Linked DNA regions of Homo sapiens: region 2 is linked to region 1. A link is a loop called in an ENCODE intact Hi-C map of the cell type or tissue named here. Cell type or tissue: gastrocnemius medialis. All regions are shown on one strand.

What was found. Hi-C counts contacts between places; a loop is a spot of excess contacts. Peaks named below come from ENCODE experiments on the same cell type or tissue, not always from the same donor. Only the 100,000 strongest peaks of a DNase experiment are listed, where the experiment ranks them.
Region 2: a loop joins it to region 1, with 14 times the contacts of the local background. A loop is called at or near these places in 10 of 110 quality-filtered maps.

The regions. Positions count from the first base shown.
Region 1 is chr20:16,472,490-16,480,489 of GRCh38, reverse strand. The region is part of intron 12 of KIF16B (kinesin family member 16B); the gene reads left to right. Among named protein-coding and RNA genes, the nearest start is that of KIF16B, 97 kb to the left of the region's middle. RefSeq lists silencers at 472-766, 4,301-4,536. In gastrocnemius medialis, a CTCF peak has its summit at 4,334 (motif pointing right); no DNase peak of the experiment used is centred here; H3K27ac peaks cover 2,298 bases.
Region 2 is chr20:16,347,717-16,355,716 of GRCh38, reverse strand. The region is part of intron 23 of KIF16B (kinesin family member 16B); the gene reads left to right. Among named protein-coding and RNA genes, the nearest start is that of KIF16B, 220 kb to the left of the region's middle. In gastrocnemius medialis, no CTCF peak of the experiment used is centred here; DNase peaks (open chromatin) are centred at 3,146, 4,146, 5,006 and 5,996; H3K27ac peaks cover 4,186 bases.

The DNA of each region.
Region 1 (8,000 bases):
CTGAGGTGACCTGGATTTTGCCCTTGGACCTATCACTTACTAGTTGTGTGACTTTGACTAAGTTATATTCTCTCTCTTGGTCTCAGTTTTTTCAATCACAAGTGGGTAGGCTGATCTAGGTGAACTCTTGAGGATTTCTTCTGTCTAAGAAAGACTCGGATTCTTCCTTAGGAGGCTGTATAGAGGGCCCATGTCTTGGGTGCGAGGACCCTGCTGTGTTTCTCTGTTATGAAAGGTCTTCAATGAGGGCTTTCTTTTTGTCCCTTGTTTCTGGGTTTTTGTTTTGGAATACTCTTCCTTTTTGAATATGCCCTTGGAGCCCAGCCTCTATCTGGGCATTATATATTACATCTATACAGAATATTATGCAAATCATGAGTACTGCTTGGCAGATTTTCAGGAACTAAGCACACCCATACCTCCAGCAACCAGGTGAAGAAAAACACATTATTAGCCCCGAAGGAGTCCCTGCCATGTCCCCTTCTGGCAGTACTCCTCCTCCCTCCAAGGGAGACGTCTAGCCTGAGGTCTGAAAGCTTAGTGTTGTTTAGTCTGCTTTGAACTTTATCCACATGGAATGTACAGAGCACAGTCACATGTGGCTTGGTGTCAATGATGTGTTCTAAGAAACGTGTCATTAGGCAACTTTCTCATTGTGCAAACATCATAGAGTGACTTACACAGACCTAGATGGTATGGCCTGCTATACACCTAGGCTATATGGTATGGCCTATTGCTCCTAGGCTACAAACCTGTAGAGCATGTTACTCTATTGAACACTGTAGGCAGTTGGCACACAATGGTAAGTATTTATGTATCTAAACATAGGAAAGGTACAGTAAAAATACGGGGTTACTATAATCTTATGGTACCACCATTGCATGTGTGGTCCATTGCTGACTGAAACGTTATGTAGTGCACAACTGTATATTTTTTTGTTTGGCCTTATTTATTCAATATTAATTTTTTTTTAAAGTTCTGAGGTACATGTGCAGGACATGCAGGTTTGTTACATAGGTAAACATCTGCTGTGGTGATTGGCTGCACCTATCAACCCATCACCTAGGTATTAAGCCCCGCATTCGGTAGCTATTTTTCCTGATGCTCTCCCTCCCCCTGCCCCATCCGCCGCCTCCAGTCCCCAGCGTGTGTTGTTCCACTCCCTGTGTCTTCTTTATATTCACATTGTTCAACTCCCACTTGTAAGTGAGAACATGCAGTATTTGGTTTTCTGTTCCTGCATTAGTTTGTTGAGAATAATGGCTTCCAGCTCCATCCATGTCCCTGCAAAGGACCTGATGTTGCTCCTTTTTATGGCTGCATAGTATTCCATGGTGTATGTGTACCATATTTGTTCCATATTATGTTTATGAGATCTACTTATGTCTTTGTACATAGTTGTATAACACAATGTGGCTATACCATAGTTTATTCATTGTACTCGTTTTCTGTTTTGGGCTGTTAGAAATCGTGCTGCCATGAATCTTCTTAGACATGTCTTTGGTGAATGTATGCACATGTTTCTGTTAGGTGTATACTTGGAAGTAGAATTGCTGGGTTATTGAGTAGGTGTACAATAGTCCCCCCTTATCCACAGGGGATACATTTCAAGACCCCTAGTGAATGCCTGAATCCTTGGATAGTACTGAGCCCTATGTATACTATGCATAAACATATGATAATGCTTCATTTATAAATTAGGCACAGTAAGAGATTAACAACAATAGCTGATAGTTAAACAATTATAACAATATACCTGCATCATTACTCTTGTGCTTTGGGGCCATGAACAATTAAAATAAGGGTGACTTGAATACAAATGGTACACCTGTTGATCTGGTAACTGTCTACTAATAGTCTGGGGGGAAATACAGCATGGATATGCTGGAAGAAGGGTGATTTGTGTCCTGGGCGAGAAGGTGAGAGAGTTCATCATGCGACTGAGAACAGTATGAATTTTAAACTTTTGAATTGTTTCTGCCTAGAATTTTCCATTTAATATTTTTGGACCACAGTTAATGGTGGGTAACTGAAACCTTGGAAAGTAAAGCCGTGGATAAAGGGGGACTATTACATGTTTAGCTTTAGTAGATACTGAAAATAGTTTTCCAACGTGGTCATACCATTTGCATTCCCACCTGCCCTGCAGCCCGGTTGGTCTACATCCTCATGACATTCACTGTTTTTTGTCCTTTTCATGTTATGCACTCTAGTGGGTATCTAGTTGTATCACGTTATGGTTCTATTTTGAATTTCCTGAAGGTATGGAAAAAATTTTCTGTTAGTTTTAATTTGCATCATTTTCAAATGATTTGCCCTCTGACCCTTGTCATCAGGTGAATTGTCCCAGTATTTAATATCCTCAGCCTCTGGGCACTCCTCCAGCTCTCTCCTGTTCACTCCACTTCAGTTTTGCATAAACTTGCCATCCCAGTCATCTTGGAGAGCTGTCACTCACACAGTCACCACTTGTCGCAGATGCCCATCGGTACCTTCTGAGGTCCTCGGGGTATTCCATTGCCGTGGTCTGGAGCCATCCCAGCTGTGGTGAGTCTTTTGGGTTCTGCTTGCTTCATTTCCTTTCTCTCTTCCTTGTTGAGTTTGACTACTCATTCTGCTGCTCTGCTTCCTCCCCCTTTTATCTCTTTGTAGCTGTTACCTCTAAGCCATAGCTGTTTCTCTTCAGCCAGGTCAAAGTTCTTCCTGCCAAGTAAGAGAGTAATAACCATAATTATAGTAGAAAACGCCAGGCATATTTTGAATTATTTAGAGTTCTTTCTTCATCTTAGAAAACTTTTCAGCAAACATTCCCTGTAACCTAAACAAAGACCTAAAACTTACTCTGTTGGCAAATCCTCACTTACCCAGAATGTTTATGACTATCTTGGTTTAGCAATAAACCCCCTTAAATAACATGATTTCTGAACGTCTTTATTAAGAGACTTTAGATGATACTTGCTGGTTTAGGAAGTGCAGAGTCATAGTGGATGTGATTTAGTACATCTTTGATTCAGGTCAGGAGTCATCATCTAAACATCTTAAAGAGGTCTTTTACTCTATGCCGATTTCAATGCAAACCTTGTTTGTTGTTTGAGTCTTAAGGTGTCTTAACACTGTTCTCCTCAGAGTACTGTGGCACTGTGTGGCTTAAATAACTAAAGCAAGGTTTAGAGAGATCTTAGAGATCATCATCTTCATAGAACATAGAATGTTAGAACAAGGAGCCCAGGAAGGAATCCAGGCTAAACTCCTCACTGTCTTCCCCACCTTTTTTTTTTTTTAAGGAGAGAAAAAAAAAAAACCCACAAGGAAATTGAAGGCAAGAGAAATTAAATAACTTGGTCTCAGAATTTTTTAGGTAGACCCAGGGCTAGATTCTGTTTTCTCATTTCTAATCCAGTGCTCTTTAATTATGCCTTATTTACCTTTAAAAACGGTATCCAGGCCCGGCGCAGTGGCTCACGCCTGTAATCCCAGCACTTTGGGAGGCTGAGGCGGGCGGATTATGAGGTCAGGAGATCGAGACCATCCTAGCCAACATGGTGAAACCCCATCTCTACTAAAAATACATGGTGTGGTGGCACGCGCCTGTAGTCCCAGCTACTCGGGAGGCTGAGGCAGGAGGATCACTTGAACCTGGGAGGCGGAGGTTGCAGTCAGCCGAGATTGAGCCACTGCATTCCAGCCTGGCGACAGAGCGAGACTCTGTCTCAAAAAAAGTAAATAAATAAAAAAGATATTCAAACACCTTTGTTGTCATAACCGGAATGATACTTCACTTTGGTGAGGGGAATATGGCTATCCTGCATCTTTTAGAATCTAATTTTAAGATGTAAAATTTGGAGACAAGATTTAGCCCATGATATACCTAAATCAGAAACCATTCTATAATGGGCTCATTTGCATTTAAATTGTTCTCCTTTAGAGATTTTGCGAGTTGATTTTGAATAAAGGGCTTGTATTTATTATTATATTAAGCCAGATTGCTTTTTGTTAAATTTAACAAGATGTCTTTTAATGTCTGCAAAATCCTCTGACATTCCAGTCTGCTGTTAGTAAGTAAAGATATGTTTGCATTTAAAACAAAACTATTGGAGAACAAAATGATTTCTTCACTTTAACAAAACAAATGTGTCTTTTCAATGGGTTAATCTTATGAGATATTTTAAATATTGGAGTATAATACAATTGACAATTGGCAATCCCAATTATGGGAAAAGCTGTTTACCTTAAGAGCTATATATATATTCCTGTTTTATAATATGCATTTAAATACAATAGTAATGGGAATAAATGTTGTTCTACAGACTGCGTTTTAGTTTCTTAACACTAGATGTCACTGTAGATAGGAAAACACGCTCTGCCTGTTTGTATTTGTTGCAGGGCCCTTGGTAGTGGAGTTGTCTGAAGACGTGACAGATACCACTGTCAATACCATGGAATTGGGCCTGGTTGCTGATAATTACTGGATGCAGAATCTGTGTGAGAGATAAATTGTGCAGAATTTAGTATAAGTAATCATTCAGCTGGAATGTCTTCTTGTAGCTAGTTTGAGAATTGCTGCAGAAAGATGAAAATGCATCTTCACATTTCTGGAGTTCTTTTAAATAATTTTTCTAATCTTGCTTCAAGAGCAGAGTACCAGGGTAATATCTTACAGCTAAAAGGTTTTTGAAAATTGGGTCTTAGGTAGTCATTTTGATTAGCTTGCTATTAGAAAGCTTTTTGTGTCATTTACTTGTATTTGCCACTTAAAAGACTTTTCTTGTAATATCATTTCTTCTTTTACCTCTCATTTTCCTCATCTTCAACTGTGGAAGTTCTTAAGAGAATTAAAATGTACAATTCCTTGTACAATTATTTCTGTCATCCTTCGTTGTACATTTGGTAACGTCCACTCTAGCCAAGTAACCTCTGCGTTGGTTCCCGGCTGATCTGTGGAGCCAAGAATCTTCATAGATATTCAGATCGAATTTCTCCCAGCTCCTTCCTTGTTTACACAGAAACAGAAAGAATGTACTGTCACAGTTAGTGGTTGAGAAGTGGTGGAGAATATCAGTTAAGGACATGAACTCTGGAACCAAATTCTATGTAATCCAGTGCTGGCTCTGCTGGTTGCTGGCTGTATGACCTTGGGTGACTTAACCTCCCTGCACTTCAGCTTCCTGATGGGTAAAATGGGGATAATAGTACCTAACTCATCGGGTTGTTATGAGAATAAAATGAGTTCTTTGTGAAAGCTTTGAAAGCAGTGCCTGGCACACTAAATACTCTTATGTCAGTGCTTGTTAAATAACTTTAGGTTCAGGCACTCTATGGGAACTTTTACAAATGCTAAATTCTTTGAAGAATATTCAGTTCGAGATGAAGAAAAATATTTCTGAAACTTAAGAGTAATGTTTTTCTCTTGTGAAAGAACTGGAGACAAACTATGATGGTCATTATTGTCACTTCATTCATTCATTTAACTTTTATCGAACACTTGCTTGGTGAGAGGTGTTGTGTGAAAATGAATAAGACTCTTTTTGTCTGGTAGAGAAACCAAACATAAACAGATAATGAAATAAATTGTTGCAGGTGCTAATTAATAAGAGTTAACTGGATCAGGGAGTGCATTTGGCTGCAAGAGCAACCTGAGAAAACATATCCTAAGGCAGTTAGAAGTTGTCTCTGTTTTTCCCTCACCAAAAACTACAGAACTAGGCTGACTGCTGGTGGCCTGGGTTTAGTGGTACATAGTTGCCAGAGCTGAGGTCTATGTAATTCTCTTGGTCTCTCCCTTATGGTTTTGAGACATTTTTGTGACCACATCATCACATCTAAAATTTGTCAGGAAAAATGGGGAAGGGCAAAGGAGTATATGTTAGTTGAGTTTACTCCTCTTTTAAGCCCCGCTCAGCAACTTCTATTTATATTTCATAGCAGACCTATGCCACATGATGCTTCTTGCTTGCAAGGAAGGCTAGGAAGTTGTTTCTTCAGCTGAGTATATTGCTGTCCTCAATAAAACTAACTTTCTGTTCATAAGGAAGGAAGGGAAAGCAGGAGGCTATCCTGAGCATAAGCGCTTGCTATGTGCCAAGCACTGCCCTAAGCACTTCACATGTTTATGTACATTGGAATTGCATAAAAATCCTGCAATGTACAAATTCGTTATTCTATGTTAGGAAACAGAGGCTGGAGCGGGTAAGAAACTTGACACAGCTAGTAAGTGCCAAGGCCTGCTGAAGGCCAGTGTTAGGATTGGTGGGGTCACAAAGGGGGGCGTGGTCAACAGGTTAGATATTTTGGAAGGTGACAGCAAGGATGTCAGGAGGGGTTCAGAGAGAGTTGACCCGGAGGGTAGCCATGGAAACACATAGATGTTAAGAGTCCTGCATTGGGCAAGAAGGACTTTCTGATGGCCTGAGTTCAGAAAACTCTATTACCTGAGGAGGTGGAGCTTTTGGGAACACTGAGTGAGCTTGGAGCAGCAGGGAGGGAGGAAGGAGATGCCAAGGCTGGAAAAAGAGCGTGGATTAGATCATGTCAGAGCTTAATTTCCCCATTAAAGTTCTTACTGCTTCATTATTGCTTCGGGAAAAATACTCAGAGCTCATTTACATTCTGGACATTTATTCTGAAGACATTTTTCCAGTTTAGTTTCATTATCTGAGCCATCAGTATTTCTTTTGAAGTGTCTAAGTACTGTATTGAAATTTCTTATTCGTTTCTCTCATTTCACATTGAATTAATGACACAGAATGAATTCAAAATGGATGGAGTCTTAGAGCTGATCTTATCCTACCTTGTCATATCATAGTTGGGAGAATCCGAGGTCTGCACACACTGCATTCCTTACTTAGTGATCTTTGGGATTACATAGGGAGTTAGGGTCCAAGTTGAGGTGGGAATATAGTTTTCTGGCTCCTGGTCCAGCGTCCTTCCTATACTAGCATTTCTCAAAGTGTCTACTCTAGTCCCTGCGATCTCTTCCATGGGGTACTAACATTCATTTAATAACTTGCAATTTTATGTTTAATATGTATCCTCCCCAGATTCTAGTTCCAGTCCCTTAGTTCAGTGCCTGTCACACAGCAGACCCTTGGGAAATGTTTGTTGAGGGACTGTTTTAGTATTAATATGGTTCTGTAAAGGGAGAGAAAAAGAAATCCTTTCTCAAATAAGTCTGGGAAACATCACATTAAGCAAAATTTAGCAGGCCTGTTTATAAAAAGTTGGGAGAGCCTTTAAGATGCTCTTGTGCTCTGTGGCTCTAAGTTTGATGAGTAGAGGGGCCTGCTTGCTCCAAAGTTCCTTGTGTTCTGAGGACTTCCGTTGGGTTTTAAGCTAAATGCTCTTTTGCGGTTTTGGTGTCCAGGACTTAAGAAGACTTGTAGCCTGAATGGATTCCTTATAACAGAATTGCTTTTTATTCTTTGTAGGTTACCATTTGGTCTTTTCCTATTAAAATGGTGAACAATTTTTCTGCTAAAAAAACCTGTCTTAGAAGATAGTGGCATTCTGAAAAATGATTGATGTGCTTAGTTTCTCAGAACCTAGATATGGTTTTTATCCTCTGAGTATTGATATTCCTCATGGCTAGTTTCTAAGGTTGGTCTATCAAAGTCTGTTTAACTCAAAACAAACGGTATGCTCTTAGGTAATGACTTTCTCAATACTTAGAGAAGGGATTGGCATGGTAGTGGCACATAGAATAGGTTGACAAGGGCAGAATGCAAAGTCAGTAGGCAGGCGGTCAGTCAGCCGAGAGGTTTGTTCTCTGAACACAGTGTAGTGAGAGCGCGTGGCATGACGTTATCATGGGAAAGTTGGTAATGCTGTGATATCAATGATAATGACACCATTCAGGAAGTGTTTCCACAGGGTGTGTGGGAGTCTCTCTGTTCCTGAAATGGGCTTGGTCCTTTTACTTTTTTTTTTTTTTTTTTTTTTTAATTTCAGATGCTTTGGAAGGCTTTACCTTTATACCAGTACAGTTACATGACGTTAGGGTTATG
Region 2 (8,000 bases), 120 kb after region 1:
TTTTCTAAATAATGACTTCATCTTTTTGCTAATTTGCTTTCATTGACTCATAACACTTTATTAAATAATGTTGCTGGCCACCATCCTCTTCTCAAGAAAGTAATGATAAATCACACTTCTTTTTCTTCAAGGATCAGCAAGGGTATTGATGTAATGAAGTCCACTAGGATCACCAGTGTGTGCATGCATAAGGGTGTTCTTGGAGGCTGTAGGTGGTTTTGTTCAGATCAACACCAGACCATGAATCTGGACACTGAGTTCTGTAGACTGTGACCCCGCTGCAATTTGCTGAGCAGCCATAAGTCATCTGATCCTCAGTTTCCCCACTGATACAATGAGGAAATTGGAAAGTACCAGTGGTCTCCAGATTTTATTTTATCTGTGAAACTCCTTTGTTCAAAGAATATCTTATGTGGAAGGACACCGTAAAAGGCAGGGAAGCCTAGAGCTGCTGGGCACACACAGAGTGGGGAGGGAGGAAGGAGCCTAGAGCCAGCCGTCTCCCCTGCCTGTCCCCACCCCTGATGCATCTCAGGGCAGCCCTGGGCTCTGAGGAATCCCTCTTTTCAGATGTCACATTCTTTCAACCTTCCTGAGGAAATGATGTAAATAACTTCTTTTCTAGCTAACCAGACTTTTAGGATTTTATTTCTATATACTAAGTTTTCCGTTAGAAAAGAAAAAAAAAAACAGGGCATCAGTTTATATATTTGAGGTTTTCATTGAGAAAGCATGATGCCTGTGTGTTGTTGCTGTTACTCTTTTTTTTTTGAGATGGAGTCTCACTCTGTTGCCCAGGCTGGAGTGCAGTGGCGCGATCTCAGCTCACTGCAACCTCCGCCTCCCGGGTTCAAGAGATTCTCCTACCTCAGCTTCCCGAGTAGCTGGGATTACAGGCATGTGCCACCACGTCCGGCTGACTTTTTGTGTTTTTAGTAGAGACAGGGTTTGCACTGTGTTAGCCAGGATGGTCTCCACCTCCTGAGCTCGTGATCCACCTGCCTTGGCCTCCCAAAGTGCTAGGATTACAGGCATGAGCCACCGCGCCCAGCCTTTGCTGTTATTCTTAACTTTGCTTATCCAATTATGTGGGTTCTTATTTAAATGTTACGCTATGTCCTTGATCCACTACTTCCCACTGCCCCTGACCTAATATCTATCTCCTGGTCAATTTCTTTTTCATTTGTTCTCAACCATTCTAAATTGTGTGTGTGTGTGTGTGTGTGTGTGTGTGTGTGTAGAATTCCATTTGTACATATATGTGATTATACATGAATATAAAAACAATTTCGGAAGTTGTGTTTGCATCATGACTGTGTTTTTTAATTAGAGAGTGAAGACTGGCTTCCATTAGTTCAGAATTAGAATTCCCCAGCACATAGAACTCAACAGCAGTGAGGTACATGCAATGATTTTAGTTGGTACACGGATTTATTTTACTTTAACAGATAAATGTGTTAATAAAATATAACTGTTAAATCAATTTCATGTATAGAACTCAGATAAAAAGATATTTAATATTTTAAAAACTGCATTGATTTAAATAAAAATTACAAGCAAATAATAATCAGGTGGTGTGCAGATTTGGCCAAAATTGTGAAGATGCTACTGCCCATGCAAGTTAGAGAAACCAAATACAGAAAATTCTATGAGGCCTTATGGAATCTAGGTGATCACTTCAGGATACATAAAATCCAAATCCACAGAGCTCTGCTTTCTTTGCATTTCTCAAAGCAAGTTCTGAAGCGTGTCATTGTTCCGCTTCCTTTTTCTGTTCGTCCCTAGGTGCTATAATTATGAGCACCAGGAATGTGTTAGCACCAACTTGGAGAATGTCTAGTTCTCCGTTTAGGCAGGGCCTCCTGATACCTTGACAGGTAGGTGTGTGGAAGCCTTCCACCCCATATGGATACCTTGTCATGGGGTAGTATGAGAAACAGACATGATGTGAATATACAGGCCTTCCCCAGAACAAAACAACAAAAACAGCCTCGATCCAGGCAAAGAGGTAGCTGCTAAATAGCATACCCTCCCCCTGCCCCCACAATCCTCATATCCTGCCATCTCCAGGCAACCTCAGCAGGTCACACAGCCTCACTGTGCCTCACCTGTCAAATGGGAATCATAAACCCCCCCCTCATTGGGTTGGTATGAGGAGTGGATGAGTTTGTATGTGTAAAGTGCTTGAAACAGTGCCTGCCACATACTAAGTGTTGGATAAGTGTTTGTTATTAAAAAGAAATAAAAATAAAAATGGGATGAGTGAGAGTTTACTGTGAGGTCCCCTTAATGACTTTTGATGTACAATTATGTTTTTATGAGAGTTTTGGATTTTGTTGGGATTTTTTTTCTTTTTGGTTGTTTGCTTGCCCTCAGCATTTGGAATTTAAAATTTAGATTGCTGACCTTTTCTCTCAGTCATTTGGACATTTCATGCGTAGGCCCTGTTTTCTAGAACAAATAGTCATGCTTATGGTAATATATGGTAATATTTTGGCTACTACTAAATTCTTCTCTTGGTGAACCAGTGGCTATTTAAGGAGGCTAAGGTAAAAAGTATTATTTTTAAAAGAGACTATTCTCTTCAGTTTTAAGCTTTTTTGAAGGGAGATTTAACATCAATGTACATACATAGATATATTATTACACTTTATAATTTAGAAAAATCTTTGCTGCTTCTCTTTTAAAAAATCAGTTTTTGTTTTTCGTTATCCCGCATGATGGTCCTGAGTACACACAGTGAGACGCTGTGCCCTCTGTGACCAGCAGGGCAGGGTCTGACACCCCCTGGTATAAGACCCCTGTTTGCTGTATAGCTTGCTGGTGTCACTGCCAGCTTATTTAGGGTCCCAGCTGATTTGTGTGACCACACCAGGGCCCACTTGGTGTTGAGGCCTGAGGGGCCCCAGGAGGGAGACAACACGCCAGGGGTGTAGCTGCCCAGGTTCTCCTTTGTCATCTTCCCCTCGCCCTCCTCACCCGCTCTGCTTCCTGCGCTCTTCTGCCAACCTTTTTTTAGGTAGGACTCATTAGTCATTGAAATCATTGCTTCTTCCTGGCCATTTTCATTTTAATCCCCAGTGTGGGAGCTCCAATTTGGTCTGCCCATTGCCACGTGAAGTAGTCAGGAGCCTGTTAAGGGAATGTTCCAGGGACGACACAGGGCGTGTGATTTCAAGGGAGGGCAGAAAGTCAACGGGGGTTCCCAGATGCTCATCTTCTGACCCCTGCTGGGCCATGAGGAGGTTTCCACCACTGGTCTTTAAAATGAGAATAATAGAGTTTTTCATTAAACCAAAATCTATTTAATTCAAAAGGACTGTCTTCTATACCTGCTTTATTTGGGGGCATTAAAAACAACTCTTTTATGAAATAACTGAGGATATATAAGTAGACAGGTTTTTGTTGTTTGATCTCATTTAGTTTTTTAAGATTAACTCTGTTGAGGCGTAATTTATATACAGTGAAAGCACACATTTTAAGTGTAGTTGGATGAGTGTTGACATATGTATACACCCGTGTAACTAGCCCTCTGGTCAGGACTTGGAACTTTGCAGGCCCTCCAGAAGTTTCTGGTGGCCGTTTGCAGTCAGTGCCCATGTTCTGGCACCAAGGCAAGCACTGATCTGCCCTCTGCACCTACAGATTAGTCGTGTCTGCTCTAGCAAACCATGGAGAGGGGATCCAACGGCATTTATCTTCTGTACCTGGCTGCATTCCTTTAATGTAATGTTTTGGAGATTTACCCATGTAGCTGAGTATAACAGTAATTTGTTTCTTTATATTAATAGCATCCCACTGTATGGATATGTCACAATTTGTGTATTCATTTCTTTCCTGTTGGTGTTTGTTTTAATATTCTTACCTGATGATACAAAAGGTTATCATTTTGGTGTCGCCCCTCTCCCCACTTTGTTTTACTCCTCCCAGGAGACCCTGGGTCAGAGTATCAATTCCTGTTACCCTTGAAGCTGTACCTTCCTGCGGGTCCTAGTAGCACATCCGTCTGGGACTGTGTCTGCAGATGCATGTCCTGCTGACTGGTGGCAGAGATAGAGATGGGGTGGGGAAAGCTGAAGCAGTGCCAGTCTGGCTTCTCTCTGAGAACAGCACGTTCTAGGCTGAAAATTGCTGTGTGTCACCTGCTGGTCAGCAGAATGAAGCTGCAAAATTTGTGCCTGCGCTCAGCTGCACCTGCCACAAGTAATGCCATTAACCGGATGACAGCAGTCATCTTACAACCCCGCTTCGCATGCCTCTCAGTCACTGACACGTGGCATCAGTTACGCTGCATTATGCTTGCCATTTTCAGTTAGTTAGGACCAGAGTGGGTAAAATTTAATTTTGAAATCACATTTCAGCATAGCACAAAACACGGGCCTGGGAAATTGATGGTTAAGACGAGCAGAGACTATCACACTCATGTCATAGAAATAAGCTGGTGTTTCCAGCATTGTTTGAAATCCCTTGCATTTTAACTTACATGTCAACACGGTAACATAAAGAAATAAGCCAACACTGGTGTGTTTATTTTTTAATATTTTGTTTCCCGAGAGTTTCTATTCTTGTAAAATCTGGAAGTAATCGGCAGAAGAGTTTGTTGTCTCATCTTTTTTCTGAGTGGTCATCTGCAGTAGTGCCCCCTGCCCTGTTCTCCATCCTGTCACCAGGGGTACTCCCCTTCTTTCACAACCAAGGTCACAGCTCACAGTCGTGTTGCTTTCAGTCTGGTTATTTTCAGTCATTGTCTTGTTTGCTGATCTTCCCCTGTGGGTACAAGCTCCCAGGGCCCTTGTCAGTCTTGTATGACACAGACCCCCCCCCAGTGCCCACCCCGTGCCTGACTGGTACCAGTCACCCAGTGGATCACCCAGCAGTGTGATGCATGCTAGCCTGGCCACAGGTGCTCTCATTAGGCACAGCCTGTCTGGCGCTTCGGTGATGACTGAGTGACCGTGTGCCCTTTGTAAACTTCCCCCCCGCCCCCACCCAGCTCCTCATGCTCCATCCGCACTGATGGAGTCAGTCACTGATGAGCCATTCTGCCCCTTGCTCATCCTCGTGATGTGGCTGGTGGCTCTTAGTCATGCAGGGAGAGTGTGGGCAAGTCGAGCTTCTTGATTGTGTCCGAGTCCAAGCATGCCAAAGCCTCCCATCTTCCCTCCTCCCCACCTTCCCTCCCGCCTTCTCAGCACCACCCTCCAGCGCTCCAGTATACCCATGTCCTGGCTCTGGGCTGAGTTCAGCACCCGCAGGGTACATCTGTTTTGTCTTGGCTTTCCTTAACAGAGAGGTAGACCTCTATGCCCCCTGCCCACCCTCTGGACATTGTCCTGGCTGCCGGGCACCCTCCAGCCCCTTGCTCTTAGAAGCACGTGTCCCATTGTCATCTCCTCTAAGGAGCCTTCTGCATTCCGGCTACGCTCCGAGGTGCCCGCCTTTTCTCACATGGCTGCAGGGCATCAGCCCCATTGACCAGTATCACTTTTGTCCACTTAGAGACCCAAGAAATGCAGAACTACACACAGACAACTTAGGTCACACACATGATGTCCAGGACAAAAGCTTTCCTGATTTTAATCATCTGGGTTTTGTTTAGGTGCCATAGTAACAGTCTCCTCTTGTCTCATTCTGCTCTGACTCCTGATCAGTGGCCTGAGAAGGAGGGAGAAGCAGAGAAAACATGAGTAATGAATGATAACGAGGATGTATAACCTCACGGAAGTGTTCCAGGGAAAACTTGTCGACCATCTGCTAATAATTATCAAGTACCCCAGTCAGTGGCAGCCATTCTCCTTTCCATTGTGTGAACTTAGGTCTGTGAGCTCCCCCTTCTAATTTCAGTCAGTCTGGCCCTAGACACTTAGGGCCAAGAGATCTCATCTGCTGAGTCCTCCCTGAACTTAAAAGACCCTGAAGTGAGACATGCTAAATTGCAGAACTGCAGGGCAGCAGTTCAAATTGGATCTTGTTTTTACAACTGAAGAACCACATGGCAGGCACCGTGGGGCCAGGGACTGACAAAGTCGTGGAACAATATTAACCCGAGGCAGCAGGTGCAAACTGGTGGTGGAGGATATGGGGTTTTGTTGGCCTGAACAGATTTTTTAAATTTTGCATGAATTGTCAGTATTTAAAACTTGGGAGACCTGACATAGAAACCCAGATTTGCCAAGATCCTGTGAAAAGTCAGTAAAAGCAGGAACTAGGGCCAACATTCCTGCAAGGCAGCACTCGTAGGGCAAAACAGCAGCTCCTCTTAGGGCAGGTGTGTGCCCTCCACTTGGCCATAGACCTTGGGATTTCCTGTCATGGAGAAAATCACCTTGATGACATGGTGGCCTCCAGGGATGCTCAGAGTCCAACTGCACCGTACAGAAAGGCTCACAGAGCATTCAAAAGCACACAGAGATGTAGAGGAAGGAGGGGTAGGTGGCACCCTGATGGTGGGCTAGCAGGTGGGCCGGGTGTTCTATCTGACCCCTGGTCACAACTAGTTCATCTGTCCCCTCTCTGTCATCTCAGCCTTTCGTACTTACTATGTGCTTAAAAGGACCAGAGTGAAGTTTTAGACGAGGGGCCATGGCAGACAAAGGGTGCCCAGAGCCAGTGCACCTTCTCCATGAAAGGAAGCAGGCACAGGCACACCCAGCCAGCCACCTGCTGTGAGCAGTCCTGGGTTTCACCTGTACTTCTCCAGTAGAGCACATATGGTACCAGGATGGGACCAGGCTGGTTGTCATCAAGGCTGGTCAGTTCAGGGGAGACTTAGCTGTCATCCCAGAGGGTGCATATCATGAGGCAGCATTTCCCTCCCTTTCCGTCCCTAAGTAACATTCTCATCTGTTCCATCATGTTTGGTTTTTTAAAATTATTCTATCTTTGGCATGTCTTACAGTTTATCAACCTGTGGCCTGTATTTAACACAGCTTGCACACCTTAGGAATTTTGTTGTACCTCACAGGCTACTTGCTTACTATCCTAGATCTGTTTTGACAGATCCTATGAGATTTGCCTATACCTCATAAGCTTCTTGCTTATTTACTGGCTGTATTTAACACTAATTAGCTGCATCCATCCTCTATAGCACAATTGGATGTTCTCAGATAGTATGGTAGACTCCTGCTCTCGCTGAACATCCATGCACTGGACCGCACTGCCCTTCGTTCTTGACTGATCTCTGTAGGCAATTGCAGCTCTTCAAGGAAAGAAGCTAACATCTATCAAGCACCTTCTTTACCCAAGGCATTTTGCTAGACATTTCCACAAATTTGGAGAATGTACCAAAATGGGGGTAGTATTTGTATTTCACCAATTAGGAAATTATGAATGACTTGCCCAAGGCCACACAGCTAGTTAGTAGATCAAGATACCTAATGTTCATGTCAGGTCTAAGTGCACTGAGCCATACTTGTTCCCTTACTTACTCATTTTAATGTACCTTCCAAATATCACTACTTTCTACACATTTATAAGTTGAGGCTATATTTTAGTATTGCCCTAGAGATAATGGTCGTTTTCAAATCCTTGCCTGTTTTCAAAATCTACTGTTATTTTTGTGTATGTTTTAACTTTTTGCCTTGAATGCTGACCAAGTCATGGGTACTTTGTAAATTGGGGCTGTTGTTAAGGCTTTGGTAAACCTGAAGAATTTGATGGTAGATTGGCCTGCCAGGAAGCATGAAGAAGAAATGCCTAGAAAAATTGCAGTTTGGGAGTTCAAGCAATCACATTTGCAGTCCAAGAAATTTCTCTTTATTTGGCAGAACAGAAATAAGAGCCATTCCAGTCTATTAGATAAACTCTGTACAGATACATCTTTTGGAAATACTCCCTACTTGATAGAATATAGATGTTCAGAAAGTGTAGAGTGTTGGCGTCTGAATCTGTGCTTATTAGCAACTGATGGATTATCTCCCTGCACGTGTATTAGCACGGCCGAGACAAATGGAGTGTTGCTTATGCCATGTCCACCTAGATTTAAATCTTCAGGTTCTGTA